Regions from separate parts of the Homo sapiens genome. Here all the other regions are linked to region 1. A link is a contact called in ENCODE Hi-C or POLR2A ChIA-PET data. All regions are on one chromosome and are shown on one strand. Each heading gives the region's core, a stretch centred on a gene start or an enhancer-like site at or near the end of the contact. The rest is flanking DNA. Distances are from core to core; before and after follow the strand shown. Region 1 holds the start of ELMOD2 (ELMO domain containing 2). Region 2 overlaps MAML3 (mastermind like transcriptional coactivator 3). Region 3 overlaps MAML3 (mastermind like transcriptional coactivator 3). Region 4 holds the start of RNF150 (ring finger protein 150).

Region 1 (3,802 bases), core at 1,185-3,684:
GAAGCTGGAAGCCATCATTCTCAGCAAACTATCGCAAGGACAAAAAACCAAACACCGCATGTTCTCACTCATAGGTGGGAATTGAACAATGAGAACACATGGACACAGGAAGGGGAACATCACACACCGGGGACAGGAAGGGGGAAGGGGGAGGGATAGCATTAGGAGATATACCTAATGCTAAATGACATGTTAATGGGTGCAGCACACCAACATGGCACATGTATGCATATGTAACAAACCTGCACGTTGTGCACATGTACCCTAAAACTTAAAGTATAATAACAAAAAACAGTCATACCAAAGAACTCTTTCCAATAAGCAGTTTCTAAAATCAACAGTTCCATGGCTGTTTAGTCTGAGAATCCAAGAAAGCAGAGATTCCTCAGTACTACTAAAAAATATAACCAAATTTCCTTCCTCTATTGCCTTTGGTTTGTATGTAGGTGTATCTGATAAGGCCACGTAGATGCACACAGGTTGAGAGACCTAGGGACCTAGATGGAGAAGGTCCCACTTTCTCCATGAAACCAGAATCTTAATCTTAGGATATAATTAACCTTTAGCTAGCCACAAGAAAGAAGAAAACCAAAGAGAATAAGAAATAGAGATGGACAATCTTTCCTGAGAAACAGGATTTGTTTAATGTATCTGCCAGTTACATGCAAGTGAATTAGTGGAAAAGGGAAGAGGCAAAAGGTATGCATAAGAAGTTTTAATGTACAGTGACCCTGCTTATAATAAATGCAGCTTAATCAATTTCTCTGGTTCTGACAAAACATATCAGCATTCTCTTCTCTTGGGGAAAGACATAAATGGAAGTGGGCAAACAGGCAGCAGGGAAACAAGGAGGAGAGAGTTCCTCTACTGCACTGCCTACACTTAGTATAGCACTTTGAAAAGGCAAAAGGATTACATATAGAATTATCTCACCTTCTACTATGTAAAAGTTTGTGTAATAATGGAGATCCTCCTGAAATAGAAGTTAGTTTACAGGTCAATTTGCCAAATCGGCTGTGCACTTTGCCTTTCTAAATCTTTTAATCTATAATTTTAAAAATTACATTAGATGATAGTTATAAGTTCTCTTTAAGATTTAAGATTCTGTGATTTTACTATTGTAGTGTCTATCCAGACTTCATTACCAAGTTCATTGTTGGTATGGGACAGGGATGACGGCTTATGCACCCTGCACATGGCTAGTGTTCTACAATTAGTCCATTTTTTAAACGCTGGTTGAGATGTGGGAAAGTATGTATCACTTGCTTCAATTCAAGGAGTTGGAAGGAATATACATATATACACTTGCATATAATATTTTTGGAATTAGAAACAAGAAAGTAATACTGGTTGCTTCTGAGCAAGGTGACGGAGGTATCAGGAGTTTTGGGTGGATGGGGAAATTTGTTTTCAGTATCAGTTGTCCTTTGTATTTATATTCTACTCTCCCCCTTGCTCTTTCTCCTCCAGCCACCCCGGCCTTCTTGCTCTTCCTCCAACATTTCAAAAACCCTCCCAATTCAAGGTCTTTGCACTTGTCATTCTGGTGCCTGGATCACTCTCCCTCCAGATACTCCCACAGTAAACTCCCTTACTTCGTTCAATGAGGCCAAAATGCCACGTTAATAATGAGACTTCCTTGACCACACTGTATGCAATGACTTCCCCCACAGACTCCCCATTACCCCTTAGCTAACAACCCCTATACCCTTAACATTTAGTAGCATCTGACATATTAAATATTTGGCTGTTTGTTTCGTGTTTGACTGCCTTTTGGAACACTGCCTGTGCTAACAATCAACAAATACTTGTTGAATTAAGAAACTTACTGCTTGAGGTTTTTAAAAAGTAATCACGAAATTACTTTTTCAACAAAAACAACCAGTTAGGGAATAAACATTTGATAAATTAACTTTTAGACCTATAGTATTATAGGATAAAGTCCAAACTTCGTTTCTCAACACATGGACTTTCCTCATCTGCCACGTATTGGCCACAGTCAAGTAGCCGGTTCCCTTTTCTCGTGCATAAAGTGGAGTTATTCATAATTACTTCACAGAATTAAGATTCAATGCAGATGAAAGCGCTTTTGTAACTAAGGCACTATAAGTTACCGTAAGCACAGGGTTTCTTCCGCGCTTGGAGCCTAGGAATAGTACAAGGTGTCAACCCGCGCTAAGGACCTGAGGTTCAAGGAGGGAAAAGTCTCCAGCGCAGCGCTAGGAGGCGCTACTCCGGCGCGGGGCGGGGCTCCTGGCCGCCGTTGCCAGGGAAACCGTCTGGGCGTCCCTAGTATCTGAGCCCTCGCGCCTGGGCCACTCAGCTCGACCTCTCTCCAGCGTTAGCAATAGGTGGAGCGCGGGCCAATCGGAAGAGGCCGGAGGGGCGGGGCGGGCAGTGGCCCTGGGAAGGCGGGTCCGCGGCCTCGCTCCCTGACTTCCGGGTCGCGGTGCTTGAAGGGAGTGTTCCGTCGTTTCCGTTGCCGGCTGTTTGCAGTGGGGAAACCGAGGCAGCTCCTGCTCCCCCTAGTTCTTCCGCTCCTGTGAGGTGGCTGCTGTTTCTTTTCCTCTTGCCCCGGATGCCTCGGTGCGGCTGCACTGAGAGCGCGCGGGCTCGCGAGCCCCGCGGGGTTCTGCGGGAACCCGGGGGCGCCTGGGCCGGCGGGTCTTTGTGCGAGCCCTGCCCTCCCATTCGCGGGCGGCGCGCGAGGGGGGTCGGCGCAGAGACGCCCAGAGCCCTGGGGTGCTCAGGCGCCGCTACGCGTGCATCCCCTCTGCTCGGCAGTTCTGCGCTTTTGTCCTAATGAGCGCGGACTAGATGGCTTGATTTTCAAGATAATGATCAACCCAGCTGTGCTATGCGCTCTTTCTGCACTGACCTGCGGGTACTTCGAACTTCGACAGTCCCTCCTCAGGCCCTAGTCCAGAGGTGACGTGTCTGTGGGAATGTTTAAGGCAGGAAGGAGACGAGCAATTTTGTTTTTAAGTATCTCCCTCTCACTAGTATCTCCCTGACTTTTTCATTTAGAAGCTGAAGAATTTTCTTATGGCATAAGATATAGTTGTATCGAGTGTGTACTTAGCAAAACAAAAACTTGTTAGTATTTCTGCCCTTGACCTATTGAATGGAAAATCAAGAATGAGCTAAGGTGTTATATACTCAGTGTTCAACTTGTATACTTAAGTTTGTAGTGTTTTTATTTGCTGGCATCACCTGACTGGGACAGTTGTAACGAATTATCCACATGGGATAAGAAGAGTGTATTCTATAAAAACAACTCTGATGTTTTGGTATATATTTTAATTGTTGATTAGTTGGAGTCCTCTTGATCTTGAACTGTTGAGCCCCAGTTCTCAAAGAATGGGAAGTTAGGAAACTAAGATATGAAATACAATTATTTAGCAAAAAGTGCAAACCATTCTGTTACTCTTTCAAGCCATTGAATAGTTTGAGTACATTGTTTGAATTTTAGTTTTGAAAAAGTGATTAATTGGCCATTTGATCATCAATTAATAGCGGTATATATTACACCTGCCATTGTTTTTAAATGCCTAATTAAACTGTCAAAACAGACACAATGAAATGATAGATACATAATTTGAGATTTGATCAGTTGTATAAACTTTTTAAATTTTAAAATTCAGTTTAAGGTCATTAAGCTTGTCTTGTATGTTTCCCTCCTCCAGGAAAAAAAAATGTTTATTTCTTTGTGGGAGTTCTTCTATGGGCACTTTTTTCGATTTTGGATGAAATGGCTATTACGACAGATGACTGGGAAGTGTGAATTGCAGCGAATATTTGA
Region 2 (3,941 bases), core at 601-3,100, 790 kb before region 1:
CTCCTCTTACCCTAGAAACAATCACCCAAGAAGCTCTGGTTTGTTCGTGCAGTAGCTTAGGTCACACAATCAATGAATGGAAGACACAGAACTAGCAGAACTAGAACGCTATTTTTTTTTTTTTTGTAACAGATAGCTTGTCTTTACTTTTTTAAAAAATGTAACTTAAAATTAAAAAAAAAATTTCCATAAGTTATCGGGGTACAGGTGGTATTTGGTTACATGAGTAAGCAGAACGCTGATTTTGATTCTCAATTCAGTATTCCTACTAGCTCAGGCCTCTCCCAGGCAGTGTCTTCATGGTGTTAAGTGTGCACCTAAGAACAGCCTGTAGACCTATATACTGTGTCTCTCATAAGTGTACTGCGTTCTATTTTTTATGTGTAAATGCTGTAGCTGAAATTAATAAAATGTTTTGCCTTTGTGTATTTTCTCTATAAATACACAAAGACAGCTAGGAAATATTTTTGATGTTAATAAAAAGATCTTACACTAAAAAATGCCAGGAACCTTTGTGCTACCAAAAAGTTTACTTCAGGACTAACCCTTGCAGGGGCCTAGATATTTCAGGGTCTTCCCTTTTCCCCCAAATATTTGCTACCTGTTTTCCAAGCCCTTCCTTCCAGTGAAATAAAGCTGTTTCTTGGCACCTTTAGGGACAAATGGCTGATTGGCTTTACACTTTAACAAATGAATTCACACTGACATATAAACAGCCAATCAGCAAAAATGCAGATATGTAGTTTGTTTTTTCTGTCTCAGTATATTTGATACTTTCCAGTTTTGATAAGGAGGAGAGAGTTGGAAAGAAAATGAGGCCCAAGGGAAGATAAAGTTTTCTTCAGCTTGATTTTTTGAGAGGGTTGGTCTGGGATGGCCCTGTTTATCTTTGTGCACTTTGAGATATGCTTGTCCTGTGTGACCAGCCCGCACAGCTGGGGAAGTGGTAAGGAGTGAAGAAGTGTTGCTTTCCCAGCCTCCTCTCCACTGGGAAAAGAAAGAGAGAGGCAAATGGGGTGACGACGATACATCAAACCACTTTTTGCCCGTGTCTTCCTGGGCCAAGAAGAAATACTTCAAAAGCACAGTGTGAAAAAAAAAAAAAAAAAACCCTCCCAAAGGGATAGGATTATGTATTTCCCCAAATAATTCCCTCCCAGAGGTTTTGCCTTCAGGCTTCTCACTGAAGACCTACAGGCAGGAAGGGCTGTATGTATTATTTTATGATTATTTTTTAGAGACAGGGTTTCACTCCGTTGCCCAGGCTGGGGTGCAGTGGTATGATCATAGCTCACTGCAACCTCCAACTCCTGGGCTCAAGCAATCTTCCTGCCTCAGCCTCCTGGGTAGGTGGGGGACTACAGGTTTAAGCCACCATGCCCTGCTAATTTTTAAATTCTTTGTATAGATGGGTTGTTGCCCATCTGTGTTGCCCAAGCTGGTCTTGAACTCCTGGCCTCAAACAATCCTCCTGCCTTGGCCTCCCAAAATGTTGGGATTACAAGCATGAGCCACTGCTCCCAGCCACTATGTGCATTCTTAAAGGACTGCCTTCCATACGAAACATCTTTAGTTCGCAACAAAGCTCTGCGGCATTCAACAGTGGATGAGAGACACCTACAGCCCCCGACTCTGAGGTGTATTCCAAAGTGTGAAAATGTACTCAGTGACTTGACTTACACATTAAGCTGGCCGAGGCCACTAACATAATACATGGCTTCTTTTAACCTCCAGTCTCAGAGGGCTTAATGAGAAATAGTCTGTCAAATTTCAGGATTTCAAGCCACTGCTCTTGTTTCTAAGAAGGACACACACTGTGTTGTGCAATTAGAGAAAACCAGGCTGAGCTTTCGTCATGCGAGATGTAATGCCTTGAAGCCAAATGATGCAGTATTTTTAGTTGTAATTACTGGCTTGTTCTCCAATCCACTCCTTGCCCAACGACCTCCCTTGCTTCTCCCAAGAATCTTAATACAGTTTCTTCCCCTCAAAAATCCAACTGTGGCTACATAGATCTTCACTACTCGCCCAACCCTCTGACTCTTCAGTAAAATAAAGGGAGGAGAAAGAAATCAAAACCAACGAACCTATTTTACATATCTTCCCCTCCAGGGAAAAGATCTTAGCAATTTTCTAAAGGCTAGAGTGAGGTAGGAGGTGTCAAAAGCACCCTTACCTCCCCCAAACAGGCAGTTTTCGACTTCAAAAAACAGTTGTGGTAAAAATATCTCCCAAGAACAGCCAGCTGTTTATTTATAAATCTGTGCGTAGGGAAGCTTTATTTTTCTGAAGTGTTTTCAAGAACATGCATAGTGTTTGGGTGAGAGGGGCCAGCCTTGCTGGCGGCGAACCAAAGAGCAGGGAATCACAAAAGACGGCCGGCGGCGAGCAGGCTGGGGTGACGGGGACCCCGTGGATAACGGGCTTGAGGACGCCCAGGGCTTCAGCCTTTTCCAGGCGTCCCTCGCCGGGGCAACGCAGAGCAGCTGCCGTTCTTCCCGCGCCCCAGCAGATGGTGGTGTCAGCCCGGCCTCGTGCCCGGCCGCCGCTGCGCCCGCGCCCCCTCCCCTCGCAGATGGCTTAATCAGGGCTCCCGCCCGCCCCTCCGCGGCCCCCGCCCCGCGCGTCTGGGCGAGCGCTGCGAACGTGGAGCCAGGCAGTCAAGTGTTACTGCGTACAGCAGGTAGCCTGGCAACTGAGAGCACAATACCGAGCAGATGGTGTTCGCACGGCGTGATGGACATCACACACGACAGCCTGAGACAATCCAGGAATTCCCTGGTGACTCGAGGCCCTCTTTGCACAAAATGAGTTCTCTCTCCATTGCCGTGTATCTCTGGGGTTATCTGCCCCCCTCCTCCGACTGACACTGAACTGGTTTCTCATTACCGACTTTTCTTCCAGCCGGAGGGGAGGAAGAATTCAAGTGGGGGAGGGCGCGGGAAGGGGACGTGGAGGGAAACGGAAGGGCTGGGAGTGGGGTAGGGGGGCAGTGGCGACCTCCGGGGGGGGAGGGTGGCGGACACCAGACCCCAGGGCCGACAGCCCGGGAGGGACCGGGTTCCAGGACCCCAGCTGCACAAAGCCGGCCCGGGGAGGGGGCGATAAGGAGCGAGCCTCGGGTCGGCCCGGCACCGCTGCTTCGGCTCAGAGTCCTTGCAATCGCTTGGCCTACGAACAACCTAAATGAAATTTAGGGTTTTATTGAAAAAGTCCCCTGGGGCCTAATTTAGCCTCTCGACTCCAGCCTATATGCTTACAAGTCCTCAGGGGACTCCGGCTAGGAAGTCAGGAGTGGGGCCCGTGCGTCCCCGGCAGGACCTAGACTGCCTCTCGGCGCAGGCGGCCCTAACAAAGAAGCCCACGAGGCGGTCCCGGGCGCGGGCAGGGGCGGTGCGGCGGCGCTCGGGAGACCCGCGAGGGGCCCTGGAGGTCCTCGGCCCGCGCGCGCCGCTCGGGAGCCCGCGAGGCTGCGGTGTGCTCCAGCGGGCGCATTTCCCAGGCCCCGCCACATCGTGTGTGTTAGTGGCTGGGAAGGACACGAGGACAGAGATGAGGATTGTTCGTGGCAGGAAAGAGTAAAAATAAATCAATGCATAAACAAAAAGGATGCCCCAGAAAACCTGTGCTTTTCAGACACACACACACATACACACACACTCACTCACTCACTCACTCTGAATTGGGTCAAGTAAAAAAAAATTTTTTTTAAAGGAAGGAATCTTTAGCCCAACTGGGATTTCGACGAAATTGTATATATCAAAAGATAGCTACATCCAACCTCTCACCAGAATCCAGAGGCTTTCTCCTGCAAAGATACTATTGAAAGTTTTATTAGTAAGTTTGAGAAGGCGAAAGTATGTATCAGAGGTGAAAGCTAACATGACAATTGCTTGGCCAAAGAGCGCAGCAGTTTTATGTTATTGAGCAGCACAGGATGA
Region 3 (4,221 bases), core at 467-2,966, 520 kb before region 1:
GAAGTCTGAGGCTTTTAAAACAATTCAACTTGGTGGATGGTTCAATTTACCACTTCTTTCTCAAAATTCCTCTCTGCAAATTTCTATGAAGATTTAGGGTTCTAGAGCTGGAAGGAACTTGGCATGGGAGTTAATCAGTATCATGAACTGTTGATGGCACGAGGACTTCACCTCCTGCCCCCAGGCCAGTTCTGCTTTTACTACACCACTGGGTTGGGGTGCATTTGGAAGTGACAGCAGCATTGCTCCTTTGTAAACATGGTTGGGTCTGGGTTACCTAAGGGAAAATTCTAGAGGGAGCTCTCGGACAAAGTTCCAGATATACTGGGAGAAAAGTACCTAGTAAAAGAGAAACACAAGACACTCCTTGGGCATAAGGAGAAAAAGAACGAAATAGTATTGGGGGGTAATAGGCTAGGGGACAGTGCAGGAAAGACAAGCAGACATGAGAATCCTGGCATGTCAGGGGCCAAGGATGATGTCCTTGAGGCCAATATGATTCAACTCGAATAGCTGAGAAGGGCTGCAAGAAATACAGTGTCCTATCTCACTGGCTTTGTCACAAAGGGTTAACACTAGACAATTTTCTTTTTCTGTGCTTTCGTGTACCCCATTTTAAAGTGAGGATAATAACATTTTGCCAGCAACGTCTGTCAAAGGGGACTGAGATACTAACATGTGCCTCTGAAGGAGTCTTGAAAGAGCACCAGATTCAAGTCCTAGCTCAGCTAGAACTCTGTGTCCTAGGAAACATCCCAAAACATCCCTTAAGTTCAGTTTCCATGTCTGTGACAATCAAGGATTGGGCTCCTTGAATTAAGTCTGCCCCAGGTATATGATTTCCATACGTGAAGTGCTTTAAGTTCCCACAAGGAAAGTTTCTGTGTAAATTACAAATGGCTTTAAGAGCCCTGTCAACTCAACCTTCCTCCCATTCCTGCTCTCCGCACAAGCAAGAGAATCACTTAGAAAGCATTGTAAGCTATAGGCAATGGGAAGAAAAGGAGAGAGACTGCACACAGGCACTTTAAGGTAAGGCTGCACCAAGCCCTTAATGCTTTACTTTGCACGAGACAGAATGTGGATTAGCGTGTTTATTTCAGAAGCCTTTCTGAACACCATACCTGGCTATTTAAATTCACAAGGCATTTGTTGTCACACTTTGTCTCATATTAACAATGGCACAGAAGGCACTGGCAGTTCTCTCAATATTCTCACCCCAGAATATTGGTGGATGGGGGTATTACTCAATGGCACAGTTTCTTTACTTATTATGAATGTGCTAGGGAAGGACCATTTACCCCCACTCCCCTAGCACCCAGTATTTTTAACTAAAAGCTGTTACTTCAAGAACGTAATTCCCAGATCCACACAGGGGCACTGTCAGTTTTAAAGGCATCGCATCTTGTTTCCTCACTTCTTTGAAGCTCATAAGAAACCTCTCCTTCTGAGCGTCTACTTCACCTAAATGATCTCAAATTCCTTGAATCACAAAACCAGTAAGAAAGGGAGGGGTTTGGGGAGGGGGCAGGGGAGAGTAGTGAGGAGAGAAAGAAAGAAAATGGGATGAACAGTGGCTTAGTGCAACGGGCTGCGAGTGTGTGACACAAGATACCCACCGCAGACAAAGAACGCCATGAGACTCGCAGGGAGACAATGACGGCTCCAGGAAAAACGCAGCGCTCACGGGGCTGGCGAGGGAGCCTGGCGCAGCTCCCTTCCCAGACCCGCTCTCCCTGCCAGCCCAGGGCTCCCAGCAGCTGCTCCCCAGTAGAGAGACACATGGTCATTTCCTAGCCGAAAGGAGGGCTACCGTTTTCCTTAGGTTTTTTTTTTAACATAAGAAATAACTCCTCCCTATCATCATATTCCCCAGATATAGCTGTATTTTCAACTACCAAAAACCAAACAGAATGATTTTTGTTTCCTTAAGAGTTTAGAAATTCTTGTGAAACAAAATAATCAGGAAGAAAACAAAAGTTCAGCAAAGTAGCTAAAATCTGTACTTCAAAAAACACAGGTAGAAAACATTTTGGTTAAGTGTGCTGGGGTGCTGGTGAATGTGGAGGACGGGCTTTGAACAATGCAGTGGGTTAACTCAGTGGTGTTGCTACCCTTTGTCCTGGTTAGTTCAAATGGTTAAGACAATGCAGAGGGCTAGGATTTTTCCTGTTTCACCTCTCCTCTTTCCCAGAAACTATCTGGAGCAGGTTGATTCACTAGAGATTCCTAATCCTCCTTGGCAGAAAGAGAAATGTGAATTTGACAAATAATATGCATAAAATATTCCTTAACCTGGAAACATTAGGAGGAAATAATCAATTCAGAAGAACTGAAATAAAAAACTAAACATAGAAAAGTGCTGCTGCCAGGCAGCTGTCCTCCAATGTTGGAAACATGATCACCACAGGACTAGATCTGTTTAAAACCACTATCTGTTTACAAACAAAGCACTTACTAAATAACGCTCCAGGTAATGGATGATGACAGGAATAGGGCTTGCTCTTTTAAATAACAACAGATTGGAAAAATATTTCAATACCATCAGACAACAAATTAAAATGAAACATCTTTTCTAACTGGAAAAATGCAGATCTAGCTGGGAAAATTGATTTCTACCCATCCTCCATCCTCCCAAAAGAAGATTAGAAAGAGAAAACTGAAAATCATACATCCTGGAGATGAACTTTGTTAATGAGCGCCATAAACATTCACAGGGAGCTAGGCTCCTATTTCATAGGTTTTTGAAAAAAATATTCTAATATGCACACGTGAGTCAAACAGACTGCAGTAAAATGCATCTGATGTTTAATTGTTTTAATACACTGCAAGAGGGAGTGAAGCCTTGTCACTCACCAGATGAAATCTGATCTCTCTCAAATCATCTCACCCAATAGTGTTAAAGACATTACTGCTGTGACATAATTCAACCTCAAGACATCTTATGGGAAACATAGGTCAGTTTTAAAGCACCAGGTGGATAAACAGACATTCATTATTCAGTCTCCTGACCTTGAATTTCGGGGGTTCTATAGTCATCTTTTGTTTGGAGGCTGCCACTTGAGATATCGTGTGCCATGCAAGGGCTTTCCAGATTTAAGTGGACTTTATCGAGTAAGATGACTCTTTTTTATGAGAACACATAAGATGCCAAAACATATGCTTCTGTCTTGTTCCTAATTCGAGGGGGCCAATAGGAAGAAAGGGAGTGGAAGGGGGAGGGGTCCATAGCACTCCCCTCTCCTGGTTGGTATTAGAGTGAACAAGAAGTGAATTAGGAAACAGGCCGGGTGCGGTTGCTCACCCCTGTAATCCCAGCACTTTGGGAGGCCAAGAGGGGTGGATCACTTGAGGTTAGGAGTTTGAGACCAGCCTAACCAACATGGTGAAACCCCGACTCTACTAAAAATACAAAAATTAGCCAGGCATGGTGGCGGGTGCCTGTAATCCCAGTTACTCTGGAGGCTGAGGCAAGAGAATCACTGGAACCTGGGAGATGGAGGTTTCAGTGAGCCGAGATGGCGCCGCTGCACGCCAGCCTGGGTGACAGAGCGAAACTCTGTCTCAAAAAAAAAAAAAAAAAAGTGAAAAAGTGAATTAGGAGACATTTGAAGACCCCTGGGCAGAGCAGAAAAAAAGGTGGTTAGCATATTTTCTCATTCAACTGAAATACATCTGTTGACCTCTAAAGTTCAAACAATTGCAGGGCTAACTGCATCCAACCATAGCTGGAGATGAATTAAAATTGATATTCTATAGTCGTCTATCAAATAAAAATAATAAAAGCTAATAAAAAATAATAATAGCAAAGACTTACATAGAGCTTACCCGCTGCCAGGCACTAATCCAAGTACTTTGGATATATTAACTCATTTAATCTTCCCGTCAACCCCTTGAGGTAGGTGCCATATACAAATGAATATAAACTTGGTTATGTTTAAAGAACAAAAAGCTTCATAAGCTTTTTGGTAAAATAAGCTTTGGTGGTAAAATAGGATAGAGGTAGGTGATAGTTTTGAAAAGGAATCTGAGTCCACATATCCTATAACATAGGATGTTGCCGTATATATTGCTGGGGCAAATATTTATATGAAGAAAACATACAAGGATAGCTTATCGGCATTTTTTTAAATAGCCTTGTTCATAAATTTCCACTGAAGAGAATACTAATCTTTGTAGAGAGAAAAGTAAGATCTAAAAGAGATTAGAGAAAACAAGAGG
Region 4 (4,166 bases), core at 1,179-3,678, 610 kb after region 1:
GTGTTAAGGTTGACAAATTTCCCTGACTAAAACAGCTGGTGTTGATTACTGGAGGCAAACCAATTGAATATTTCACTAATAGGTGACATGAGCTCTCGGAATGGAAACTTGTCCCCAAAGAGAACACCCCTACAAATGTAGCCAGAGCTTGGTGTTCCATTTCAGCAGCGTAACTATTTATTCAAATTTGGTTTTTAAAGAAAATAATGCTTTTGATTAGGAGACTCCACTCAGAAAATGCATCTGTCATTTTCTCCCCTCCTTCCGGGCACTGGATGCCACAGTCTCGGCCCAGAAACCCCTTTGGGGAAGGAGGGCCCACTTCTCAGGCACACAAATACAAGCAGCAAGCTCTGACATAAGGAGGCTAGCTTGCTAAAACTAGTGGCTTATGGACTTATGTTAACAAGCCTGGGGATGGCTTTTTTGGGGGGAGGGTGTTCCTACCACCAGGGAAACATTGCTTATGTCAGGCATATGCGGTATTGAGTTTTGGGACAGTAATGCATTTCTAGTCCTGGTACCTGCGATCATTAACAAAAGCTTATTCTCTCTAGTCTGAAATCCCTTCATTCTAGCCAGAAAGAAAACCTTCAGCATATTTAACCTCCCAATCAGGCAAAGGATAATGCAATAATTAGAAAAGTAGTTATAACTTTAGGGCCATCACACTCTTCTTGGCTTGTTGAGGATTGTTATTATTTACCATCGTGGCCACCTGTCAGTTTCTCTGGATGACAGCCTGGCAGAGCATAGTACTTTTAATATGATTAATGAAGTGCGTAAACCCAAAAGGGGAAACTCTCCCAAGTGCAAGTTCGCGGTGGTGAGCTGCCAGCAGGTAACCCTACCCCTCTCCTGATATAGCGCCTGCATCAGGGTATACCTGATGCACAGACCCAAGGGCAGTGCTGTGGTATCAGATCTACTGGTTCCAAACAGGTGCTGGGCCGGTCACTAACCAAGAACAGTATCTGAGCCCTACCCTCCAAACCCCACCTTCCAGGTCCCCCTCGGAAAAGTTAGCCCGCCACGTTGAACCCCTGTCCAAGCGGCGCTATGCCAAGCTCTCCGGCAGCCTCTCCCCTACCCAATACAGTTAATCTTCTCCTCTTTGTAAACCCCCCAAGTGACGCGGAGCAAAACTTAATCGGTCCAGGGAACCCAGACACGTCTTCCGCGCCGCACGGACTTCCCAGAAGGAGCCTGGAGGCAGGCGCTGGATCCCTCTAGGCACCTCCGTCCCCGCCGGCTCCCCTCCCCCGCGCCCGCTGGGCCACTCACCCGCGTGGGGCATGGTGATGGTCTCGTTGGTGTTGGAGCCCACGTTGAAGATGACCACGGCTGAGGCGTTCTGCAGGAACGCGTTCCGGATCTTATCCCTGTACGTGCAGTTGCCCTTGGGGATGAGGGCTATCCAGTTCTTGCCGCGGGTCGGGGCGGCGAACTTGGTGTTGGGGTCGCAGGCCAGGCGGTCGTGGGCCGAGCTGGCCATGACCACCTCCCCGCGGGCGTCCTGCTTGGGCGAGTGCTCTCCGTAGCGCCCGCACTCCGTCTTCTCCGTGTGCAGCTCCGCGCCGCCGCCGCCCGCCGCCCCGGCCCCGGGGTCCGGCGCGGGCTCGGCGTAGGTGATGTTCACGAAGGCGGTGTACCATTCCTCCTTCTCGGCCACGGTAAAGTCCAGGCAGAGCAGATGCACGAAACAAAAGGAAAGCAGCCATGTTGAGAGAGCCAGACTGCAGCACGCTTGGATGAGAGACATTGCCATCTTTATCCGCCGGGGCCCCCTCCCCGCCCCCGCGCCCTCCCTCCGTCCCGTCCCTCCTCCCCAGCCCCGGCCAACCCCGGGCCGCTGCCTCTCCTCCTGCTGCTGCTCACTCCCGGGCCGGAGGGGCCGCGGCCGGGACGCGCAGCCGCCGCGGGGACCGGATTCCGGGCGAGCGGATGGCGCTGGCCCCTTCCCCTCTCAGCTGTAGCGCGGTGGTTGCATTTTGCTTCTTGGGCGCCCGGGGGGCGCGGGAACAGAGGGCCCGCGGGGCTTGCGGAGGAGTCCTGCTGCCGAGCGTCCTGCTCCTTCGCCCGGCTTCGCCTTCTCTCATAAGGGTGGCCGGGGGCCCACGAACTTGCAGGGTGGCGGCCCTGCGCCCTCCAGCCCCGGCGGGGACGGGCACGATTGCTCGTAGTCTGGGGTGCTGCGGTGCGGGGTGCTGCCCAGGGTGTCCCGGCCGCCGCCACTGAGCGCTGGGGCGCGCGAATCCAGCTGCAGCCGCTGCTGCCCTGCGCCGGTTCCCTCAGGCTGCGGGCGCTGCGCTCCTGATCTCGCCGGTGGCTGCGCCTGGGCACGCACTTGCCGCGGGCGGGGCGGGCTTGGGGACAGTGGGAGCGAGCAGGCAGAGCGGAGTAAGCGGTCCGTGTGTGTGTGTCTGTATGTTTGTGTGTGTGTGTGTGTGTGTGTATAATGTGTGCGTGCAAGGAGGAGCTTAGTGTGATGTCAAAGCCCCTGGGATTCTCTTGCCATGTTCCCTTGGTCTCTCTTTATGGGCAGCAGCGACCCCTGTCGGGTCTCAAATTCAACCTCAATCGGCGACTTAATCTAGGTGGAGGTAAAGAGGAAGCGACCCCTCGACCTTTGAGTACGGGAATAACTTCCTGAGCGTTACATTTAGCAAATGTATGTGCCTCTCGTAAACGACCCTCCCGTTTGCTGGAAGTACTGCCGTGAGCTCCCTGATTACCTGTCCTAAGGCCAAAGTGTAAGGTGGTTTGGTATTGAGGTCCTTCCAAAGCTACCTCTGGAATACCTAGGGCAGTGGCTATCAAATCTTTAGTTTTAAAACTCAGACCGATGGGTCCTGCCACAAAGTTTCTGGTTCAGTAGATCTGTGGTAGGGCCCCAAAAATATGCATTTCTAACAAGTTCCCAGGTGGTGCTGATGCTGCTGGTCTAACAACCATTCTGTTAAGATGGGTATAACAATGGGCTTCCTACTGCCCACCTGGAAGCAAACATCTAACATTCGTTTTCTTATAGAATAGGTGTTTTGTCACTCTGTAAGAAGAGAAACCGGGTGAGACATTTCTGGACTGTGTTTATTCTGATTGTCATGGCTGGGAACAGGGGACTCGCAGCACCAACAGGCAAGGGAGGTTTGTTTGGGTTATTGTTTATAGTGCGCTCTCCAACTGTGCATAGAGATTACAGTAGTCAGCAGACAGTACAGTCCCCCTAGTGTAGTGTTCTTAAAACTGTAGTACAGCAGAGTGCCTTACCAATTAGACGTTTTGGTGGTGGATATCCTTTCCCTTGGCTTGAGATGCCTGCCATATAGTCTCTAAAAATATTTGTTTGATGGTTCTCTATCATTTACATTGTGTTTCCCACCTGATGCTCTTTCAGAGAACCCAGGACCCATTCATGATTTAAATTTAAAAAATGAAAGGCTGCCTTTTCCCCAGGACTTTAGCATGTTTACAGCTCTTCGTTAATGAACGTCCACCAGTACAACTTCTCTTTTTCCGGCAGCAGTACAAACAGCTGATGGCTGTTAAGGGAGGGCAAAGAGCCTCAGCTGTACCCAAATTAGAAGCAGGCACAAGAAGAACTACTTAGAAGAATTTGTCTCTATGGCATTTGATGTGCTGAATTTGTATGTGTTCCTAGCTTATTCATTTTAGAAAATAGGCTTCTAGGCAATTGGGACAGTGCTTTTTATAGCGCTTACTGCCAAGGAGGCAAAAGTGGAGACACCTGGCTGCTGGTTCCTGAACCACCAGAGATCTGAGGGAGGAGTCCACTGCTAGAAACCCCCGGCTAGGTTCTGAGCAGTTGCCTTTAGCAACCCACAGTGTTTCCCCAGTCTTCTTTATCGCTTAGCATTTTTTTTCTCCAGCTGGAAGACTTGGAGAAGCTATGTTATTAAGAATGTGTGACTATCCCTTACCCCTTCTTTCCTTTGGAAAAGTTAGGTGCTAAAGAGATGACAGGGTCAAGGAAATAGCATGGCTGGAAGATTGCTTAATTACAGGGCCATTGGGCTAATAAGTAAAACACTGAGTAAAATAGGAGCGAGGTTTCTTACTGTTGGAGAAGGAATTTACAAATATGGAAAGAAAGAGAGCTGTAAATAACCTTGAGGCTTTAGGGTGGATTAACAATGAGTATGAAA

Evidence for each region. A loop is a pair of places that touch in the nucleus more often than their neighbours do. ChIA-PET counts read pairs that join two places held with the same protein, here RNA polymerase II (POLR2A). Pooled maps may share reads with other maps.
Region 2: a loop to region 1 is called in a map of ascending aorta, with 3 times the contacts of the local background. The contact joins the enhancer-like site here to the promoter of ELMOD2 in region 1. A Hi-C loop is called at or near these places in 2 of 168 maps with a recorded cell type or tissue (ascending aorta and ovary) and 11 of 50 pooled maps. POLR2A ChIA-PET finds 5 or more read pairs at or near these places in 1 of 52 experiments (BJ).
Region 3: a loop to region 1 is called in a pooled map of gastrocnemius medialis, with 2.7 times the contacts of the local background. The contact joins the enhancer-like site here to the promoter of ELMOD2 in region 1. A Hi-C loop is called at or near these places in 2 of 168 maps with a recorded cell type or tissue (CD8-positive, alpha-beta T cell and naive thymus-derived CD4-positive, alpha-beta T cell) and 12 of 50 pooled maps.
Region 4: a loop to region 1 is called in a map of endothelial cell of umbilical vein, with 17 times the contacts of the local background. The contact joins the promoter of RNF150 here to the promoter of ELMOD2 in region 1. A Hi-C loop is called at or near these places in 5 of 168 maps with a recorded cell type or tissue (Right ventricle myocardium superior, ascending aorta, endothelial cell of umbilical vein and 2 more) and 25 of 50 pooled maps.

What each region holds. Positions count from the first base shown.
Region 1 is chr4:140,521,734-140,525,535 of GRCh38, forward strand. ELMOD2 (ELMO domain containing 2) reads left to right here and starts at 2,435. Exons shown (of 9, transcript NM_153702.4): 1 at 2,435-2,547; 2 at 3,687-3,802. The coding sequence starts at 3,696. RefSeq lists silencers at 2,137-2,486, 2,677-2,796.
Region 2 is chr4:139,732,466-139,736,406 of GRCh38, forward strand. The region is part of intron 2 of MAML3 (mastermind like transcriptional coactivator 3); the gene reads right to left. It also overlaps a transcript of MGST2 not described here. Among named protein-coding and RNA genes, the nearest start is that of MGST2, 69 kb to the left of the region's middle. RefSeq lists a silencer at 2,503-2,622. Within about 2 kb of position 1,851, at least 28 of the 41 ENCODE cell types and tissues checked have a DNase peak (open chromatin) inside an H3K27ac peak, as active enhancers do; they include ascending aorta and ovary, where a contact is called at or near this core.
Region 3 is chr4:140,003,020-140,007,240 of GRCh38, forward strand. All of the region lies in intron 1 of MAML3 (mastermind like transcriptional coactivator 3), which reads right to left. Among named protein-coding and RNA genes, the nearest start is that of MAML3-AS1, 120 kb to the right of the region's middle. Within about 2 kb of position 1,717, at least 19 of the 41 ENCODE cell types and tissues checked have a DNase peak (open chromatin) inside an H3K27ac peak, as active enhancers do.
Region 4 is chr4:141,131,041-141,135,206 of GRCh38, forward strand. RNF150 (ring finger protein 150) reads right to left here and starts at 2,429. Exons shown (of 7, transcript NM_020724.2): 1 at 1,285-2,429. The coding sequence starts at 1,768. RefSeq lists a silencer at 2,248-2,367.